Linked DNA regions of Homo sapiens: region 2 is linked to region 1. A link is a contact called in ENCODE Hi-C or POLR2A ChIA-PET data. All regions are on one chromosome and are shown on one strand. Each heading gives the region's core, a stretch centred on a gene start or an enhancer-like site at or near the end of the contact. The rest is flanking DNA. Distances are from core to core; before and after follow the strand shown. Region 1 holds the start of GNE (glucosamine (UDP-N-acetyl)-2-epimerase/N-acetylmannosamine kinase). Region 2 overlaps GNE (glucosamine (UDP-N-acetyl)-2-epimerase/N-acetylmannosamine kinase).

Evidence for each region. A loop is a pair of places that touch in the nucleus more often than their neighbours do. ChIA-PET counts read pairs that join two places held with the same protein, here RNA polymerase II (POLR2A). Pooled maps may share reads with other maps.
Region 2: a map of dorsolateral prefrontal cortex shows a loop between it and region 1 (2.5-fold over the local background). The contact joins the enhancer-like site here to the promoter of GNE in region 1. A Hi-C loop is called at or near these places in 8 of 168 maps with a recorded cell type or tissue (dorsolateral prefrontal cortex, endometrial microvascular endothelial cells, heart left ventricle and 3 more) and 7 of 50 pooled maps. POLR2A ChIA-PET finds 5 or more read pairs at or near these places in 17 of 52 experiments (A673, AG04449, AG04450 and 14 more).

The regions. Positions count from the first base shown.
Region 1 is chr9:36,256,167-36,260,107 of GRCh38, reverse strand. It overlaps GNE (glucosamine (UDP-N-acetyl)-2-epimerase/N-acetylmannosamine kinase), which reads left to right and starts at 1,660. Exons shown (of 12, transcript NM_005476.7): 1 at 1,660-1,787. It overlaps LOC124902150 (a long non-coding RNA gene), which reads right to left and starts at 1,498. Exons shown (of 3, transcript XR_007061473.1): 1 at 1,357-1,498. RefSeq lists an enhancer at 1,230-1,459 and a silencer at 1,760-1,919.
Region 2 is chr9:36,216,211-36,219,905 of GRCh38, reverse strand. It overlaps GNE (glucosamine (UDP-N-acetyl)-2-epimerase/N-acetylmannosamine kinase), which reads left to right. Exons shown (of 12, transcript NM_005476.7): 10 at 1-68; 11 at 1,607-1,723; 12 at 2,306-3,695. The coding sequence ends at 2,541. Among named protein-coding and RNA genes, the nearest start is that of CLTA, 27 kb to the right of the region's middle. Within about 2 kb of position 1,250, at least 2 of the 41 ENCODE cell types and tissues checked have a DNase peak (open chromatin) inside an H3K27ac peak, as active enhancers do; they include dorsolateral prefrontal cortex, where a contact is called at or near this core.

The DNA.
Region 1 (3,941 bases), core at 411-2,910:
CTGTCATCCCCTTATATCTAACCTATAATTAAGTCTCATCAATTTTACTTCCAAAATAAACATCATATCCATCCACTTCAGTTGAGTTTCACTGCTACCAATCCATTCTCCACAGAGCAGCCAGTGTGATTTAAAAAAGAAATCTGGGCCTGGTGTGGTGGCTCATGTCTGTAATCCTAGCACTTTGGGAGGCCAAAGTGGGCGGATCACCTAAGGTCGGGAGTTTGAGACCAGTCTGGCCAACATGGTGAAACCCCCGTCTCTACTAAAAATACAAAAATTAGCCGGGCATGGTGGTGTGTGCCTGTAATCCCAGCTACTCGGGAGGCTAAGGCAGGAGAATTGCTTGAACCTGGGAGGTGGAGGTTTCAGTGAGCTGAGATCGTACCACTGTACTCCAGCCTGGGCGATAGAGTGGGACCCTGTCTCAAAAACAAACAAACAAACAAAAAAGAAATCTGATAGCACTTCCTTGCAAAAATCCCTTAATGTCTTTTCTTTTGTGGCTAATGTGACCTTTTCGTGGCTCCAAGCTAGCCACAGGAGAACTAAGAGTTCATAAGTATTTTACAAATTAGAGCTTCATTATTAATTGAAATGCATCACAAACTGCAGTTTGATGAGATTTGAAATTTGCTGTACAGCAAGAAATCTCAATGAACTGTTAGACTTAGTTTCACCTGTGGTAAATTTTTAATGGTTGTAAAAAAAAAAAGATGTTAATATTTTGTATCATCAACTTCATTCAAAGTTTCTTGTCAATGGTGACTCAGGAATCTGTTGCCCAGGTTGGTCTCGAACTCCTGGCCTCAAGCTAGCCTTCTCACTTGGCTTCCTAAAATGCTGGGAGTGACTCAGAAATTTGAAAGGGTCATTAAAAAGTCTTAAAGCCTGATTCGGTGGCATGGTCCTGTAGTCCCAGCTACTCAGAAGGCTGAAGCCAGAAAAGATGGCTTGAGGCCAGGAGCTCGAGTGCTGCCTGGACAACATAGTGAGACCCTTGTCTCAAAAACAACAGCAACCCAAAGTCTTATTTATCTTCAGGAGCTGCGCAAGCCCTTTACCACCGCCACGTTTCTCCCTGGATGTCCCTAGGCCTCGGGACTGGCTGGGAGTTCCCTGTAGTGGAGGCCGCCGCTGAACTGATTATAAAGATGAGAGAGGCTCTGCCATGCCTTGGTCATCAATTCACACTCCACCAGTGTCTTCTAGCAGTCACGGCAAGGGTTAACGTCAGGGACCGCTGTGGGGTGGCCGCGCTACACGACAGTATAGTTGCGGTCCTGGTTTATGAAATAACTGAGGGAACAAGAGGCGCAAGAAATCCCTCCTTGGGTGCAAGACCAAAACAACTACCCAGCGGGAAGACTCGGGCTTCAGTGCGTGTGTCGCCAGTGGAGGAGGACGCTTCGGGGCGGGAGCACAAGCTGGCAGGACAGCCCCGCAGCAGCTCCAGCGCGGCAGAGGCCATGGAAGATGGTCCGCTGGTCAGCACCCTGCCTGCGCCTCAAAATACCGCCGGGAAGGTGGGGGACGGGGACGGGAGCAGCCAATCACGCGAGCTCTCTCGGGTGGCGTCAGGGCGCGATCGCGGATTCGGCACTCCGGGTGGGCGTGGCTGGGCGAGCGAGGAGTGGGGACAAGGTCGAGCGACGAGTCGTCTACCCGCGCGCCCGAGCGCGGAAACCGAGGGGCAGGCTCGCGCTCTGCCTGCTTCGTGGCGCTTGGTTCGTCCCTCGCCCGAGGAGCGCGGTGGCGGCGTGGGAGGGAGCCTCTGACGGCGTCTGGTGAGAGCCGCGCGGCGGCGTGGGACTCCGGGAGAGCATCCTGCCCACCCCCAGGGCCGCCTCCCCCGGCCTCCTGCCCCAGGCCTCCCCTCCCCGGCCGCTTTCCACCCCACCGCGCCCCGAGGCCCACACTGGACCCGGCTCTCGCCCAATGTCCTGCAGGCCTCACCATAGGGCACCTCTTTGGCCCAATTCAGGGCTCCGCCGTGTGGCTCGGGGTGGGCCCTGATGAGCAGGGGAGGGGATGTAGAGGGAGGCCCAGGTTGACTTGTCCCCTGGAACAGTGCTGTCCAATCAGGGGGGATGCTGACTGTCCCGTTAGGAGCGGGGCGGGGCGAGAGAGGGTGGAGAACTGCCTGGCAGGCGAGCTGTCCTGGCGTGAAAAGGCTGGGCTAAAAGGTCCCCTCCCTGCTCTGAGTCTACATTCTGAGTCTGGGCTTCCTTGTATATTTGAGAAACGTTAATTCCCCGCCCTCACCCCAATTTTTTTTTTTTTTTTTTTTTTTTTTTTTTTTTTTGAGACTGAGTCTCGCTCTGTCGCCCAGGCTGGAGTGCAGTGGCGCGATCTCGGCTCACTGCAAGCTCCGCCTCCCAGGTTCACGCCATTCTCCTGCCTCAGCCTCCCGAGTAGCTGGGACTACAGGCGCCCACCACCACGCCCGGCTAATTTTTTGTATTTTTAGTAGAGACGGGGTTTCACCATGTTAGCCAGGATGGTCTCGATCTCCTGACCTCGTGATCCGCCCACCTCGGCCTCCCAAAGTGCTGGGATTACAGGCGTGAGCCACCGCGCCCGGCCCCTCCCCCCAGTTTTACGCTTGTAAAATTGTTAGAACACAAGAACGTATTTTTTACTACTCTGGTAGGAGGGGTGGGGTACAGTTTCGCAGTATAGGTAACTCGTTAACCCAACTGTAGGAGCGCCGCAGTTGAAGCCAAACCGAATTATAGCGTCGGAATGGGGCCCTGACTTTCAGACAGCTTTATATAGCTCTTTCCTTCTTATTCCTTTGAGTCCCATCCTCATTGCACTGATGAAAGGGCGATTTATCATGTTTTCGAGGAAGATTTGTACTCATGGATGTTTATGGAATGAACAGACACAAGGCAAACACTGGGTGTGGGACAGTGTTCTGAGCGCTGAAGTCATTCAGACAAGGGTTTGATTTTCGGTTCTCTCAATGATGAACTTGGGTTCAAGTAATTCTCCTGCCTCAGCCTCCCAAGTAGCTGGGATTACAGGCGCCTGCCACCATGCTCGGTTAATTTTTGTATTTTTAGTAGAGACGGGGTTTCACCATGTTGGTCAGGCTGGACTTGAACAGACATCAAGTGATCCGCCCATCTCGGCTTCCCAAAGTGCTGGGGTTACAGGCGTCAGCCACCGCGCCTGGCCAATGATGAACTATTAAACAGTGATTTGGGGCAAGTAAATTATTTTCTCTGTGCTTCCTGTCTGTAAAACGCGGCTAATACGAGGGCTGTGAGGATGAAATGAGTTAATACATGTGAAGAAACCTATTAGCACAATGTTTGGCACTTCAGAAGCGCTCAGCAAATGTTTACTGTTGTTTCCTCTGTTCAGTGACTGCTTGACCCAAGTGTTCATTATTTTTATTTGATAGCCTTAAAAATATTCTCTTCACAAAGAACTCTTTCCACGGTTGAGTGGGGCATTATTTTTCTGGAAAGGGTTAATCACCTTTTGTCAGCATTTATAATGGACGGTCTTGAGTTGAGAGAATGCAGAAAGTAGTCTTTAAGAATTTGGGTTTCTGCCGGGCGTGGTGGCTCACGCTTGTAATCCCAGCACTTTGGGAGGCCAATGCAGGCGGATCACCTGAGGTCAGGAGTTCAAGACCAGCCTGGCCAACATGATGAAACCTCATCTCTACTAAAAATACAAAAATTAGCTCGATGTGGTGGCAGGCGCCTGTGATCCCAGCTACTCAGGAGGCTGAGATAGGAGTATCGCTTGAACCCAGGAAGCGGAGGTTGCAGTGAGCCGAGATTGCACCACTGCACTCCAGCCTGGGCGACAGGCTGTCTGTCTCAAAAAAAAAAAAAAAAAAAAAAAAAAAGAATTGGGTTTCTCTGGCTGGGTATGGTGGCTCATGCCTGTAATCCAAGCACTTTGGGAGGCCAGGCGGCGGA
Region 2 (3,695 bases), core at 1-2,500, 40 kb after region 1:
CCATGGGTGCATTGAAGCATACGCCTCTGGAATGGCCTTGCAGAGGGAGGCAAAAAAGCTCCATGATGGTTGGTGTCCCTCTCTCGAGGAATTAAGTAACCAAATAGTAGACAAGTACTTCAAAGTGGAAATTCCAAAGACAGCTGAACACTGAAGCCAGAAGTTTCCCCCTTTTCACTTCTTAGGGAAAGAGCAGGGCTCCCTCGCACTAAAACTGCACAGTCTTCTTGGCTGACCCATATTGCCACTCTTCCTCCCCAGGGGTGGTGGTGGACAGAGGTCTAGAGTTCCAAGACAGCAGGGAAGATTTCCTTCAGTTTTGTTTTCTCAGCCAGTATCACAGGGAGGGTACTTAATACACATTTTAATGAAGAAATAAATGGACAAAACATGTTATGTATATATCACACATACATGCACTGTATGTGTAGTATATCTGTGCTTCATACATAAAAACAGTGTAGATTTTTGGCCCCCAAAACCAATTTGTGAGCATATGCTGAAGGAAAAGAGATGGGGAGTGGAGGCCGAGAGTGCAGGAGAGAAGTGTATAGAGCCCTACAGTAGGGTTCTGAAGAGGTGGGAAGAGATGAGCTGCAAAGCCAGGCAGAGGGTCCACGAGAGGGCATGGCGAGCCGAGATGATGGGTGTATGGGACAGGAAGCAAAAAGGTAGGGGATCACTGCCTGGTGGTGCCCCCTATGAGAGAGGTAAGAAGTATGCTCGTCTGTTGGCAGTGGGGGTAGAAGGACTGGGAAGGTGGTGAAGGTATAGAAAAGCGCAGTCAGAGAGAATGGGTGAGAGCTGTGAGGGCCCAGGGGAGACAGGAGACCACCAGTTGATGTCTAGGTTGCAGTTTGCACAGCTGGGGATTTTTCTCCTTCAGGGTCCAGATATTCTAGCAGATTAGTAGGAGGCAGATTGATCTGAGTTGGTGACGGGCAGAAGACAAGGACTACAGATAACCACAGAAATACCTGCTGCTTACTGAGCATTTACTGTGGCCAGCACTTAACTAAATACTTTATGTCCATGATCTCATTCCGTTCCTCAAATAACCCTGCCAGGGGAGGCACTACTGGTCTCATCTTCTAGGAAGGAGGAATGTGTACAGGTGAGGTGACAGGCATGGGGTCATGCAGCTGGGAGTGGCAGAGCTGGCACTGACCCCAGGCCTGTGTCTGTTCCTCAGCCACTGTGCCTCGCTGCCATAGAACGCGTGGCGCTGGCAGATGGCACAGCATTGTGTCTGGGATGAGTAAGGAAGGAGTGAATGTGGGAGGAGGGTGATAATTTGGAGAAAAGAACACTTCAAAGACTGTCTGCTACTGGAAGTGAGAAGTGAGGGAGCCAGAGGGGTAGGAGGCTGTCGTCAGACTTGAGGTTTTTCCAGGAAGATAGGTTCTGGGTTATGTACAACCAATTAGCAAGAGGGTAGCAAAGGCTTTAGGGGCAGTGTATAGAGATGTTTGTGAACGATAAGCTTTGCAATTGTGAAAAGAAAACACCGTCTTCCCATGTAGGGGCTTGCTTTCCACAGGCCCAGTGGTGAGCTTGGCCTCCCCACAGCTCATTAGTGACTGCTTTTCCTTCTCACTCTGTTCAGAGGACCTGCTCTTGGTGGAAGGGATGTCAGTGCCAAAAGATGAGGCTGTGGGTGCGCTCCATCTCATCCAAGCTGCGAAACTTGGCAATGCGAAGGCCCAGAGCATCCTAAGAACAGGTGAGCATGTGGCTGCAGGTGGCTGTGCTGCAGGGGGTGGCCTCAGATATCATATGGCCCAGCCCGGCCCCAGAAGAGACCCTGCTTCCCTAGGGACAGGTGCTTTGCAGTGTCTGTTCAGAGGTTTCTTTCCTAATTACTCAGAGGTAAAAAGGGAATTGGATTCAAGGTATTTGGCAGCATTGCCTTTTTCAGCAGGTGGTTGGTTTGGTTTGACAACTATAAAAATGCTCCTTTCATTTTACAGGAAATTTAGAGAAATATAGGACAGTTGTAAGAAAAAATATCACTTAGTTTTCCCATTTGGAGGTATCAACTATTAACATTTCCTTCGAGTCTTTCTATTCATTTTTTTGCCTAGTGGAGATCATGTGGTACACCCGGCTTTTTCCACTTGAGGCTGTCACATGATCATTTTCTCATATTAAGAATCAACCGTGAACTGCTTTTAAAACACTGCCTCCCACTGCATGCCGTGGATGTTCTTTAACATTTCTGCTGCTGGCTCTTTTCTGCCTTCCTCTTTGGTATTTTGATTTTGGCTTCTCTCAGAAACTCATTTTAATTTTTGTCTCCCTATAGCTGGAACAGCTTTGGGTCTTGGGGTTGTGAACATCCTCCATACCATGAATCCCTCCCTTGTGATCCTCTCCGGAGTCCTGGCCAGTCACTATATCCACATTGTCAAAGACGTCATTCGCCAGCAGGCCTTGTCCTCCGTGCAGGACGTGGATGTGGTGGTTTCGGATTTGGTTGACCCCGCCCTGCTGGGTGCTGCCAGCATGGTTCTGGACTACACAACACGCAGGATCTACTAGACCTCCAGGAACAGACATGGACCTTCTCTCCAGAGCTCCTGAGTGGAATCAAGTTCTTGTCTTTAGGATGACCGTTTCTTAACAATCAAATCTGGTATTGAACTGCAGGTGACTTTGGCAGAGAAATGTTTTCACTTTTGGTCTCCTCTTCCAGAGTCACCTTTCCCCACTCCTATTTTTGTAGATGCTATTCTTTCTGATGTCTTCTTACTAGGGGTCATTTTAGCTCAAACCCTGTAAGTTACAGTCACAATTTTCTGTGCCAAAGCAGCTACAATAATAGAGAGGAAGCCTTCTTAGAACTCTGCTTACTAATGTATTAATACCACTGAGACCTTCAGGCCTTGCCTGGGATATCACTTCATCCTGAAGTTTGCATTAATAATCCTTCCAGGCCGGGCACAGTGGCTCACGCCTGTAATCCCAGCACTTTGGGAGGCCGAGGCGGGCGGATCACGAGGTCAGGAGATCGAGACCGCCCTGGCTAACATGGTGAAACATGGTGAAACCCCGTCTCTACTAAAAATACAAAAAATTAGCTGGGTGTGGTGGCGGGTCCCAGCTACTCGGGAGGCTGAGGCAGGAGAATGGCATGAACCAGGGAGGCGGAGCTGGCAGTGAACTGAGACCGCACCACTGCACTCCAGCCTGGGTGACAGAGCAAGACTCCATCTCAAAAATAATAATAATAAATAATAATAATAATAATAATAATAATAATAATCCTTCCAGCTGGGCGCAGTGGCTCACGCCTGTAATCCCAACATTTTGGGAGGCCGAGATGGGCGGATCACCTGAGGTCAGGAGTTCAAGACCAGCCTGGCCAACATGGTGAAACCCCATCTCTACTAAAATACAAAAATTAGCCGGGCGTGGTGGCATGTGCCTGTAGTCCCAGCTACTCGGGAGGCTGAGGCAGGAGAATTGCTTGAACCCGGGAGGCGGAGGTTGCAGTGAGCCGAGATCATGCCACTGCACTCCACCCTGGGTGACAGAGCGAGACTCCGTCTACACACACACACACACACACACACACATCCTTCCTCCTCTAACCCCAAACTAAGATCACAGAAGGTGATCCAGTCAGAGAACAGAGGGAAATCTTACCAGGAAGGGCTTAAGTACACTTTTTTTTAAAACAGCTTTATTGTTTT